Linked DNA regions of Mus musculus: region 2 is linked to region 1. Evidence: chromatin contacts called from ENCODE Hi-C or POLR2A ChIA-PET data. All regions are on one chromosome and are shown on one strand. The core of a region is the stretch at or near the end of the contact, and the rest is flanking DNA. Distances in the headings are between cores, read along the strand shown.

The links. A loop is a pair of places that touch in the nucleus more often than their neighbours do. ChIA-PET counts read pairs that join two places held with the same protein, here RNA polymerase II (POLR2A).
Region 2: a loop to region 1 is called in a map of CH12.LX, with 2.3 times the contacts of the local background. The contact joins the promoter of Arfrp1 here to the promoter of Ppdpf in region 1. A Hi-C loop is called at or near these places in 1 of 37 maps with a recorded cell type or tissue (CH12.LX). POLR2A ChIA-PET finds 5 or more read pairs at or near these places in 3 of 5 experiments (Patski and embryonic stem cell).

The regions. Positions count from the first base shown.
Region 1 is chr2:181,185,858-181,191,848 of GRCm38, forward strand. It overlaps Ppdpf (pancreatic progenitor cell differentiation and proliferation factor), which reads left to right and starts at 1,390. Exons shown (of 5, transcript NM_001356427.1): 1 at 1,390-1,597; 2 at 1,808-1,879; 3 at 1,952-2,029; 4 at 2,147-2,243; 5 at 2,325-2,647. The coding sequence starts at 1,825. The coding sequence ends at 2,442.
Region 2 is chr2:181,362,357-181,368,946 of GRCm38, forward strand. It overlaps Arfrp1 (ADP-ribosylation factor related protein 1), which reads right to left and starts at 3,048. Exons shown (of 8, transcript NM_029702.4): 1 at 2,863-3,048; 2 at 2,249-2,355; 3 at 1,955-2,042; 4 at 1,658-1,740. The coding sequence starts at 2,341. It overlaps Zgpat (zinc finger, CCCH-type with G patch domain), which reads left to right and starts at 3,067. Exons shown (of 6, transcript NM_001048148.1): 1 at 3,067-3,896. The coding sequence starts at 3,316.

The DNA of each region.
Region 1 (5,991 bases), core at 140-2,639:
CCCATCTTCCCCAGATCCATTGTTCCTCTCTTTCCCTTCAGAAAAGAGCAGGCATAAGAAGATGCAATAGAACTAGGCATATATCCTTTACTTTCTTTTCAGAGGGAATTTTCACTACAGGAAATAGCTAATAACCACTGGAGATGCCCATGTACTTGACCAGGACAGTTCAGGGTAAGTCATAGAATCTGAAGTACATAACACTATGAAGACAGAAGTCTCACCCTCCTGGTGTCACCAGGACGGTCCTTATCAGTGGCCTTACTCACTTGTACTGCTGTCATGTCAACTGCCCCCACCTCTTTTTCATTACACCTTACCCATCTCCTTTATGATCTCTAAACCAGCACCCCTACTGGACCATTTCTTGTCTGGTTTTCCCGAGCCTGGATCAATGCTTGCACAGAGTAGGTCTCAACAAATCCAAGCAAAGGGTCCCAGCCAAGCAGCCTTGAGACTTCGGCGACACAAGAGCCTCCTCCTGGGATCCTACTAGCCTCAGCCTAGTCGGTTCTCCCTGAGCCTCCAATGAAGTCCAGCATCTTTGGTTATAGGAGAAGCATGCTGCACGAAGCTGGCTCATGATCCTCTCGGTCTGACAGAACACAGGCTGCTGAGGAAGGGAAGGGTGGGCAGGGCATGCTGGCCAGCCCTAACTTGATTCCCCCCAAACATGAGTCTCCGACCAACAATGGAAGCTACTAGAGACTGTCTCTGTTAGAGCTCTCTCTGACCCCAAGGCTTCGTCTGTCTTCCATCACTCCTCTCCAAACAGAACACAGGTTGGGAATGATGAACAACAATGCGAGTCAGGACTTGAAAGACAGACAGCTCCTCAGCTTACCAAGGGCAGGCTATTCCCTACAGGACCGCTTGGGGGCTCCAGGCACCATCCAGTGAGCCCAGAAAACAGAGATTGCGATGGTAGGGAGGTGCGCGGCAACAGCTTGTGCTTACTTATGTTAAACAGATCCACTCAGTCAAGGGTCGGAGTGAGGTACGTGGAAAATAAAGCCTGCGGGGACCAGCGAAAGCAGCGGGCAGCCCCAAGTAAAGGGAACAAGAACACCAAACAGGCTGTACTACATGAGACCACATCCGAGAGGGTGGCACAGACTGAGGGGCACATGAGATTCTTTAACCTCTTCTATCCGGGTTCGAGTCCGAACCAGGCAGGAAAAAAGCAGCAGAGCTGGTTTCGACTGGAGCGAAACCACAGATGTTTGATCAAGGAGGTTAGGGCCAATGTGGAACTTTGCAGAACCTAGCATTGCAGAAGGTAGGGTGGATTCTTGCTCCGCTCGGGGTGGAGTCTAATAGGGAAGGGCGGGACCACTTCGTGCTACTTCTGGTCTATCAGGGGAGCTCAAAAGTCTCATGGGTGGGCCCGCTGTGAAGCGGGAGGGGCTTTGACGCGCGCCCCGCCTCCCAGTGGTGCGTCTTTTGCGGTGCAGGAAAGCTACTAAGTACGCGCGTGCGCATAGCGCGCGTGGGTCCTAAAGTGGTGTTTCGTGGGTTATCTTTGCAAATGGGCTCCGCGGCCTAGCGCCCTGGTGGCCTAAAAACGAAGCCTGCAAGGAAGGGGTTCTCCGCCGAGGTGAGGGCAGTGACGAAGGCAGCCGGCGGTGGGGTGGGGGAGGCGCGTCTTCTTGGGGCCAGGAGCAGACAAAGCCCCTTTGTCTCACCACGCAGCCGGACCGGGCTGGTTGGAGCCGCTTGGAAACCTGGCACTGTCAGGACCCGGGAGACTCGGGGAACCCTCCGGTGTGCGGTGACCAGGGCCCACATTCTGCTCTCGTCTCCGCAGCGCCTCGGTCCTGAAGCATGGCAGCCATCCCTTCCAGCGGCTCGCTCGTGGCTACCCATGACTACTATCGGCGTAAGTAGCCCCTCGCCAGCCCCGCCCAGGGCTGGCCCAGGGCCCTGTGGCTGACCCGCCTCCCCTTCCCAGGACGCCTGGGCTCCTCGTCCAGCAGCAGCTCCGGCGGAAGTGCCGAGTACCCTGGGGACGCCGTGCTCCAGTCCCCGGGTAAGTGCAGAACCAGCCAGCGGAAGGGCAGAGTTCACGTCCTAAGGCGGAGTGGGGTGGGGGATGGGTAGCGTGGAGAAGGACTTGACCCCATCGTGACCCTCCTTTGCTCCTCAGGTCTTCCCAAAGCCGACCCGGGCCACTGGTGGGCCAGCTTCTTTTTCGGGAAATCCACACTCCCGTTCATGACTACAGTGTTGGAGTCTCCTGAGCGGTGAGTCCATCTTCCATGTGGTTGTGGGGGTGGCCCCAATTAAAGCAAATGCCGACCCAGTGACCTATGCTCTCCTTACAGCTCGGCAGAATCCCCCCAGGTCTCCAGAAGCCCGATGACCTGTGGCCTGACTCCTGAAACCATGAAGCAGCAGCCAGTCATCCATTCTGGCCAGACCAACCCCAGGGACCTTTCCTGACCTATCAGAATCTGCAGCCTGCCCAAGCTGAAGTGGTGCTAGGCCAGTGCCTACCCTCTCGACCCTCCCTGTAAACTAGGAAGGCTGAACAAGAGAAACCAGTAGAAGCTGGAGAGAGCCCCCTCTTGGTTCACAGCACTGAACTTTCCTGACCCCATAACTGTGTCTTGGCACAAAGCAGAAAATAAACTCACAGCAGCCACCCTCCCCTGGTATGTTTGAAACATTACTGAATCCAGCCTTGCTTCCTGCTGGATGCTATACTGCTCCCAGGCTTTCCTGACAGCTCCTTGAGACCCTTCCCAGTGATACCCCTGCATCTGGTGAGATACCCTCTCAAGTGGGCCTGGCCCCAGGTAGACAGTCCAGGGGAAGCTGGGCCTCTGGCTGAGTTTGGGAGCTCTCAGTTCCTACACAGGAACCTGGTGGGTGATCTTGGGTCAGGCCCTCCCCACTACTTGCTGCACGGCTGGTTCCCCAAGGTTGGGGATACTAGCTCAGACTGAAAGAGGGTTACAAACACAGGAAGTCTAGCCTCTAGGTCAGAGGGCATAGGAGCTGAGGGGGGTGGCTGAAATGGCAAGGTTAGGGTGGAGTCTTAGGTGTGGCTCAGCAAGCCTTTCTGCTACCTCACCTGGTAAACAGCTGCACTCTCCCCAGGGAACTAAAGCCTGTGCCTCTGACTGCTGAGCCTCCCTCCTGCCTGCCCTCAGGGTATCCGGAAAGCTTGAAGAAGGCTGCCCTTAACTCCCAAACAAGTAGTCCAATGGAGGAGGCTCTTTTCCCCTTTGGTGGACTCAGAACAGGAAATGAGTTTTACTTAGGCCAGATGAAGCTCACAGAGCTGCTCCTTGTCAGCTAGAAGCTAGGGACAGCCAACAGCTCCAGGCGGCAAGGAGAGTGGTTCCATCTTCCCTTCCCCTTTGTGGATTCTCTGAAGTCTTGTCAGATGTACAGCTGCAGCTGGCAAAGCTGAGAAGTGAGTATTTTAGTGACTTGCAGAAGGGTTAGAGAAAAGTTGTAGAGAATAATCAGAAGTATAAAGAATGACGTTAAGATGATAGTAAAGGAAAGATTTTGGGATCTACTCTGATCTTGAGTGATAACCCTCTGAAGAGATAGGCCTAGGGCTGGTTACACTGTAGGTTCTGGAACAAGCCCTGCAATCTCAGCAAAGCCAGGCTGACATGTTTACAAGTGCTGTCAGGCACCTGTGTTTGTTTGTGGTGCCAGGACTTTGTTCTCAGAAAGTGTATTCAGGTCAGGCTGCCACATCCAAGTTGTACCACAAGGTTTTTGCCAGAAGCACCTGTAGGTTTGGGTAGCTCCCTCTTTGAAAAGTCCCTGAGGCTTCTAAAAGTCAGCCCTTCTCATAGTAAGGCATTCTAGGAACCAGGCCAGTTCTTCCCACAAGGCCTTACTACGATGATGTCACCCTTAGTTACTGTAGTAGTTACTCAGTCTACCTGGAGCTGAGGAGAAAGCTCAGGTGGCAAAGGCTTGCCTTGCCAATGAGAAGACCTGAGTTTGAATTTTGGAATCCCCATAAAAGCTAGATGCATTGTTTTCTACCTCAGTGCTGGGGGTACGGGCTCGTTAGGCTAACGATGAGAGACCCTTTCTTTAAAAAATGGCGCACACCTTTAATCCTAGCACTCGGGAGGCAGAGGCAGGTGGATTTCTGAGTTCGAGGCCAGCCTGGTCTACAAAGTGAGTTCCAGAACAGCCAGGGCTACACAGAGAAACCCTGTCTCAAAACAACAACAACAAAATGGCACCCTAGGAACAACCCCTGTTGTTGTCATCAGACTGACATGCAAATGCAGAGTACCTGGTAACACTGTAGGTTCTTAAAAAAGAAAATCAGGGGGATAAAAGATACATATTTCACCTTTCACAGAGTAAGCTGGAGACAGCGAAAAGATTTCCTTTAAAAAGCAAACACTTCAGAACCAGCAAAACTTAAAGTCATTTTTTAAAATTTAGCTCTCGGGCTGGTGAGATGGCTCAGCAGGTAAGAGCACCGGACTGCTCTTCCGAAGGTCCGGAGTTCAAATCCCAGCAACCACATGGTGGCTCACAACCATCCGTAAGGAGATCTGACTCCCTCTTCTGGAGTGTCTGAAGACAGCTACAGTGTACTTACATATAATCAATAAATAAATCTTTAAAAAAAAATTTAGCTCTCGAGCCCTTTATCTTTCTCTCCCCTCACCCTCTCCATGTAGAGTGTCCTGGCCTCAATCCTTGGGGCCCATAAACTTGCCTTCAATACAATCTTTAAAAAAAAAAAATTAAAACATCAGTCCACTGATAATGAATTCTTATCTAGAAATGGCAGTGAGCCCACCAGCTTCATGTATAGAAACACTGAGACAGGTGATTCTAAGATAATGTGGGCACCTGTCGGATGTAAACATCTGGAAGAAGTTTGAGACAGCTGGTAGACACTTTCCATCTACAGGAGTCAAAGTAAACATTTGTGAAAGAAAATTAAGCCTCAGCTAAGGAGCTAACAATTTTCTGTGGCATGGCTTCAAGTATGACAGGAATATAACCAATGACATTCCTAGATATACCAAGTTTTCCGGAAATTTCTACATTAACACCTATAAGTACAACCTGAAGGTTTCATATTTCAATATTTGACAGGGCTTTTTATATAACATATCAAATAAGCCCGGTTTAATAGCTCTTTTTTATGAAAGAAATCCTGAGGCTGCAAGTCCCCTTCCAGAAACTGAAAAGTTGGTTTACAGTTAGAATTGAATCCAGAGTTTGGTTCCAGAATTGTCAAAGACTTGGTTAGGTATGACCCTAGTTACCTAATTAAACAAAGTAACAAGATATTTAAAGGAAATCTAGGTTATGTGGTTATGAGTAAAATTTGTCCTTCAGTAATCAAAGACCAAGTCACATACATCATGGAAGAAGCATGAAGCTGAGTACAAATCCTCGGCTAGTCACCTGAGTCAAACTAAGATTGCAAGATTGCAGAACTTGTAAATAGACACCTTTCATAAGGCGAACTAGTTTTACATTATTACTAAAATTATTTCCTTTCAGGGAATATCTTTTTTTTTAAAAGATTTATTTATTGATTATATGTAAGTACACTGTAGCTGTCTTCAGACACACCAGAAGAGGGAGTCAGATCTTGTTACGGATGGTTGTGAGCCACCATGTGGTTGCTGGGATTTGAACTCCTGACCTTCGGAAGAGCAGTCGGGTGCTCTTACCTGCTGAGCCATCTCACCAGCCCCAGGAAATATCTTAATAGAAGGTCTTAGCCCAAGTTTGTAGAGAGAATCTTTGCACTGTGTAAAAGCATTCACCTGTCAATAAAAAAACCTTTTGGCCAATGAGCTGAGGCAGGAAATAGGTGGGAGTTCCAGCAGAGAGAATAATTCTGGGAAATAGTGAGACTTGAGAGATTTACCCAGAGAGGAAACTAACCAGTAGAAGAACTTGGACTCGAATAAACTGGATTATTGACATAAGAGCTAGTGGGAGAACGAATCAATGTTATTGGCCTAAGCATTTATTAGT
Region 2 (6,590 bases), core at 1,798-4,297, 180 kb after region 1:
AGGCATGAGAACTGGCAGGTCCTACTGTATTTATGAGGGATTTATGATAATAGAGGATGATATGAGGTCTCATCCCAGTGAAGTCAGTGAGTCAGCAGGCAGTACTAGCAGCTTCAAAGGTTGTAAGAAATGTCTTATGTGACTTAGGAACCAAGTAGCTAGATCCACTTATCACATCTGCCAGGCTTGGTATACAAGATATACTGCTACAAGATATACTGCTTGGTCAGAAAAGTACATACCAAAATCCTAAGGCAGATATAAGCAGCACACATGGGGACTTAGTTTCTATCTCAAGGTTCACCAGAGCACCCACTGTGGAGAGCAACTTGCCCATCAGTGGTACCATTCTAGACAGAGAACAGTGGCCAGAGTGAGAGAACTTATCAGTATAGGTTCCATTCATCAAGGCCAATGAAGCCACTGCTAAGTGTTTCACTTGATAGGACATCACTGTAACTAAAGCACCTGGATTAAAGCACTGGACTGCGCCAAGTGACCGTACCAACTACAAAACAAAGGACTGCTGAAGGAAAGTCAAGGCTTGTTCTGTTCAGTGCTGGACTTAGTGCCTAATAGGCTGGGTGGAAGAGACGCCAGTGGAGGAATGTATACAGAGGGAAGTTTCAGGTGTCTAAAACCAATGCCTAAAGAAGAAGGCGCTGGGCTGGTGAGATGGCTCAGTGGGTAAGAGCACCCGACTGCTCTCCCGAAGGTCCGGAGTTCAAATCCCAGCAACCACATGGTGGCTCACAACCATCTGTAACAAGATCTGACTCCCTCTTCTGGAGTGTCTGAAGACAGCTACAGTGTACTTACATATAATAAATAAATAAAAAAAAAAAAAAAAAAAAAAAAAGAAGAAGGCGCTGTCTGCCTCTGAGAACACCCTCCTTGGAAGGGTAAAAGGCCATCTAAAAGAACAAGCTAGAATGAAGCAGACAGACTCAGAGAACACAGGTTTTGGGCCCTCCCTGTCTATGAACTGCCATTTTTATCCACCTGTTAGAGGATAGGCTATAGTCCTCACTGAGTTCCTCAGTAAGCGCTCTGCATAGACTACCCTAATGAACAATGCTTCTTTCTTTGGGATTGAAGAAAAGATTGGGTACTCCCTGGGGGAATTCCCTTGATGTCACTTTCGTGGTGACTCTAGCCCTGGTTTTTACCAGAGTGAGACAGAAAGCAACTTGGGAACCTGGGATAGGATCCAAGAAAAAACCTTTAGACAGAGCCATGTGTATGATAAGCAGGTAAAAGTGGTTGCTACACAAGCCTGATAATCCGAGTTTGATCCTTGGAACCCACATTAAGGTGAGAAAAACAGTCTACAAATTAGCCCCGTCGCCCACACGCATGCTGTGACACGCACCCCTCCCCCAATAAAAATAACTTAAAACCCGGCAGTGGTGGCACACGCCTTTAATCCCAGCACTTGGGAGGCAGAGGCAGGCAGATTTCTGAGTTCAAGGCCAGCCTGGTCTACAGAGTGAGTTCCAGGACAGCCAGGGCTACACAGAGAAACCCTGTCTCGAAAAACCAGAAAAACTTAAAAAAAAAAATTAGAAAATCTTTGGGGTAAATGTGGAACTCTCACAGAAAAGACTATGAGGGGCCATCTAGAGAAAAACAGGATCAAACAGGTAATGTGTCTTACCTTGTCCCACAAAGACTGCAGCTCTTCCTGCCCACCTAAGTCCCAAAACATGAGACGAGCCTTTCCCACGTCCACAGTGCCAACTGGAAAGAGTACAGAAAGAGCTAGCTCCTGACCTTTACACACAAGGTTCCAGCTCTCCCCAGGATGGGACAAACCATTCTGGTACCAATCCTAGGGAACTTGAACACAGAATAGAAAGACAGGGTTTTGACCACTGGTCAGCTGGGTTGTGGACCTTACAGCATCCATCTCTAAGGGACCTCCTAAGATCATATCCCTAAGGTGCCCCCTTACTGTTTAGACCCACGGTAGTGGTGATTTTGGATAGACTCATCCCCTTGTAGTTCTTGTTAAAGCGTGTTTTTGACTGTTCCAGGAAAGTCTGAGGAAAAAAAGAGAGGGGGTTAGATAGCAGCAGCTAGAGTAGTTTTCTGGTGTCCTTCCCACCTATCCCTTCACACCCATGCAGCCATGCACGCCTCTGCCTGTGGCTTGATCTTCAGGAGGCTGGTGACTACTAACCTGTAGCCTTGGGGCGGGGGTTAGATCAGGCAGGGAATGGGAACTGGTGAGAGAGCAGGGACCTACCGTCTTCCCAGCATTGTCCAGGCCCAGGATCAGGATGCAGTATTCATCCTTCTGGAACATGTACTTGTACAATCCCGAAAGCAGCGTGTACATCCTGTTCTGGCACCCTGAGAGATGTCAATGTGTGTACCGGGGGCATCGGCCTCCTGCCCTGCCCGCTTCATCAGCGGTCCGCCTCTCCTGCTAGTTTTCAAATGTGTAGCCTCGCGGATCCTGACTCTTCGCCCCCATCCCGCCTCTTCTGTTAAAATCCCTGACCCTGATTCCCCCGATGCCATCGCTGACCACGTGCTAGACCTGGGCCACTCCCACTTAATGTCATCTTTCATAATGCACCATCAATTCGGAGTCCTGAAAAGCCCGTGGCGGCCTGCTCTGCTCCGCCTTCCTAAGGCTCCTCTTTCCGAACCCTCAACTCAGAACCAGGAAACGCGGCCGGCGACTTAAGTCTAGGAAGCGACCAGAGAGGCAGAGCTCCTGAGGAGGGTCGGCTTCGGCTTCCCGCCGCCGCCGGGCCCACGGAGCCTGGGAACCAGCAGCTGAAGCCACTTCCGTCCCCCTGTTCCAGGACTTTAGAACCCCGGCCCCTCAGTCCAGCTGAGGCCCACCCGTACCTGCTCAGATCTTGGAGGAGGAGCCGCCGCCGCCGCCGCCGCCGCCGCCGCGTTCCTAACCCCACCGACCTCACGCTGACCCCTCACAGTGCCTGACGGAACAAGGAGCGAAGGACGGAGCACGGGCGGAATCGCATCCCAGCGGCCCCCGCGCGCAGGTACTTCCGGCAGCTTCGGCTCTCCGGCGGAAGTGCCCGGCGGAGGGCAGAAGGCTAGCGCGTGAGCTTGGCTGGCGAGGGCGGAAGCCCTTCTAGCCTGCGAGCGCCGGCCGGAGGTGGGGTTGCGGGCCGCAGAGGACGGGGCGGGTGACGTGCAGGTCCCCCTCGGCGGAACCGCGGCCCTCCTCAGGCTCCCTAGCGGTTTTGGGGGCGGCGTTGCCCTGAGTTGTTCTTACTGCTCTTCCTCCTGTTTTTGTCTGCGGTAAAGGTTCCGAATCCTGCCTGCTGGGTCGGGATGGACGAGGACAACCTAGAGACTGCCCTGCAGACCTACCGGGCCCAGCTGCAGCAGGTAGAGCTGGCGCTCGGTGCTGGCCTAGACGCTTCTGAGCAGGCGGACCTGCGTCAGCTGCAGGGCGATCTAAAGGAGCTGATTGAGCTCACCGAGGCCAGCCTGTTGTCGGTCAGAAAGAGCAAGCTGCTGTCTACAGTGGACCAGGAGAGCCCAGCTCAAGAGGATGCTGAGTACCTGGCTTTCCAGAAGGCCATTGCGGAGGAAGTGGAAGCGCCCGGCGCCCCCTGCAATGACTCGGAGACGGCCCCTGGGAGCGAGGTGCAGCCGGGATCCACCTCCTCTGCACTGGAGGAGGAGGAGGAGGACCCAGATCTGGAGGAACTGAGCGGTGCTAAAGTGAATGCCCCCTACTACAGCGCTTGGGGCACGCTGGAGTATCACAACGCTATGGTAGTGGGCGCCGAAGAGGCGGAGGATGGTTCTGCGTGCGTCCGAGTCCTCTACCTATACCCTACCCACAAGTCCCTGAAGCCCTGTCCGTTCTTCCTGGAGGGAAAGTGCCGGTTCAAGGAGAACTGCAGGTAAAACCCTCTGCTGCTAGCAATGAAGGGCACGCAGTCGGGACCACCGCTGTGGCCTGTCGCCACAACTAGTTTGGCACCCAGCAGAGTTGGTAATAGAGTCCAAACCTTAGGTGACTGACAGGCTTTTACAGAAGTGTTCTCCGTGTGTTTACTTAGATTTTTCTTGCATACATCAAGAAGTTTGAAAGAGCTTATGTTGAAAAGATAGGGCAATCCTTCATCAATATTCTTCTCCAAGGTGTAAAACTTTTTTTTTCCCCTTTGAGATAGCAGTGTAGTAACTCTCGATGTCCTTGAATTCTTGATCCGTCAGCAACTCTACTACATCCTGAACGCCTTCAGTTTCCAAATGCTAGGATTACAGGTGGAGGCCACCACTTCTACTGGGCTACATCTCCAGCTCGGAACCTTTTTTCTTTTTTTCTCTTTTTAAAAATTTATTGACTATGCTGAGGATGGAATTAGGGCCTCCAGCACACCAGGCAACCAACTACTGTACACCTTAGCCCCATCCCAGCTCCTGTAGTTTGCATAGTCTTACAGAAAATTTCAAACACATAATCTCTTGCTGACTTGCCCTACCTTCCCCCCCACCCCCCGTGCTACTTGAAAGCACCTTTCACAAGTTACATCTTTTTCTCTCACCCTCAAATACTTCAGAATGTAGCTGAAATAATAATTACTAAAACTGATTTATGTCTTTTTTTTTTTTTAACTCAGTCATCCAGAATAACCCTCTAGTACTTTGAATTTATTTATTTTAGGCCACTAAAATAAAAAGATTTGTTCTATTATAATGGTAGTAGTGAACTAAAATTAGTTTCACTTGGCAGGATTTTAGGCAGGGCTAGAGCCTTGGAAGTCTGAGGGCAGAATCCAGAACCCATTTCTTTGTCCATTTTTCTTTAAGGTTGTTATTATTATTTTATTTTGATTTTTAAAAAAATATATTTTAAAGATTTATTTATTTTGCTGGGCATTGGTGGCGCACACCTTTGATCCCAGCACTTGGGAGGCAGAGGCAAGCAGATTTCTGAGTTCGAGGACAGCCTGGTCTACAGAGTGAGTTCCAGGACAGCCAGGGCTACACAGAAAAACCCTGTCTGGAAAAACCAAAAAAAAAAAAAAAATTATTTATGTATGTGAGCACACTGTTGCTCTCTTCAGACACATGAGAGGAGGGCATCAGCTCTCATTGCAGATGGTTGTGAGCCACCATGTGGTTGCTGGGAATTGAACTCAATACCTCTGGAAGAGCAGTCAGTGCTCTTAACCACTGAGCCATCCCTCCAGCCCCTTATTTTGACTTATTTATTTTTTACTTTTTTAATGTTTTTCTCTAAAGATCCATCGGTTGCTTTTGTCTCATTTTGTTTTGGTAAGGTGGTTTGATACATGGTCTCTATGTAATCCTGGCTGTCCTGGACTACATACAGCTATGAAAGGCCTTGGCTGGCCTTGAACTCACTACCGAAAGGCTGGGATTAAAAGTTTGCACCATGGCCTGACTATTTTAGGCTTTTTTGAGACAGAGTTTCTCTAGTAGTCCTGGTGGATTTCCTGGAACTTACTATATAGATCTGGCTAGCCTGGAACTCAGAGGCATGCACTACCATTTCTGGCTAAGATATATTTTTAGTTAGTGTGTTTGTGTGTGTGTGTGTGTGTACGTGTGTACGTGTGTACGTGTGTACAGGTGCCAGAAGAGGGTATAGGATCTCCTAGAGCTGGCGTTCCAGGTGGTGGTGGTGACCTGCCGAACATAGATCCTGGAAAACAAACTCAGGACTTCTACAAGAGCAGTATCCTCTCAGCCACTGAGCCATTTCTCTAGCTCTATGTATTTACATTTATCTTTAGATTGCGGTGGGGGTGGGGCATGTGTACAGGTAGGTGCCCAAGAAAGCTAGAAGAAGGTGTTGGATCTCCTAAAGCTGGAATTGCTCACAGAAAACATTAACCACTGAGCTCTCTCTCCAGTCCCCAGAGACCACCCATATTCCCTGTTTTGTGGCATCCTCGAATCACTTTAGGCTCTTCTTTCCATGTTACATCTGTACTCTGCAAGTCTTATTTCTCTACTTTTTCTTTAGGATAAGGTCTCATGCAGCTCAGGCTGGCCATGTATAGCCCTTCCTATATAGCCAAGGATGACTTTGAACTCTTAATCTTCTTGACTTCACTTCCTGCTTATACCTCTCAAGGGCCAGGATTACAAGCAAGTGCACATCTTTTGTTGTATTTCATGGTGGACTTGACATGTCCTTGTTCTGGCTCTTTCCTATGCTAGCAGATAGGTGCATAAGTGATTTGTATGCTCAACGGGTTTATTTTACTTATGGACAGGGTCTCTCTATTATGTAGCCCTGGCTATCCTGGAACTAACTAAAGATCAGTTTGCCTCTGTCTCTGGAGTGCTGGGATTAAGGGAGTGCCACACCTCAATTGGCAATTTCTTTCTTTCTTTCTTACTGTTTTTTGGGGTTGTTTTGTTTGGTTTGAGACTGGTTTCACTGTGTAGCCTTCCTTGGCTGTCCTGGAACTCACTCTGTAATCCAGGTTGGCCTTGAACTCACAGAGATCTGCCAGCCTCTGCCTCCCGAGTGTTGAGATTAAAAGCACACACTACCATCACCCAGCTGGTTATCTTCAATATAATATCTTCCCAGGCAAAGTGGTACATTGCTACAG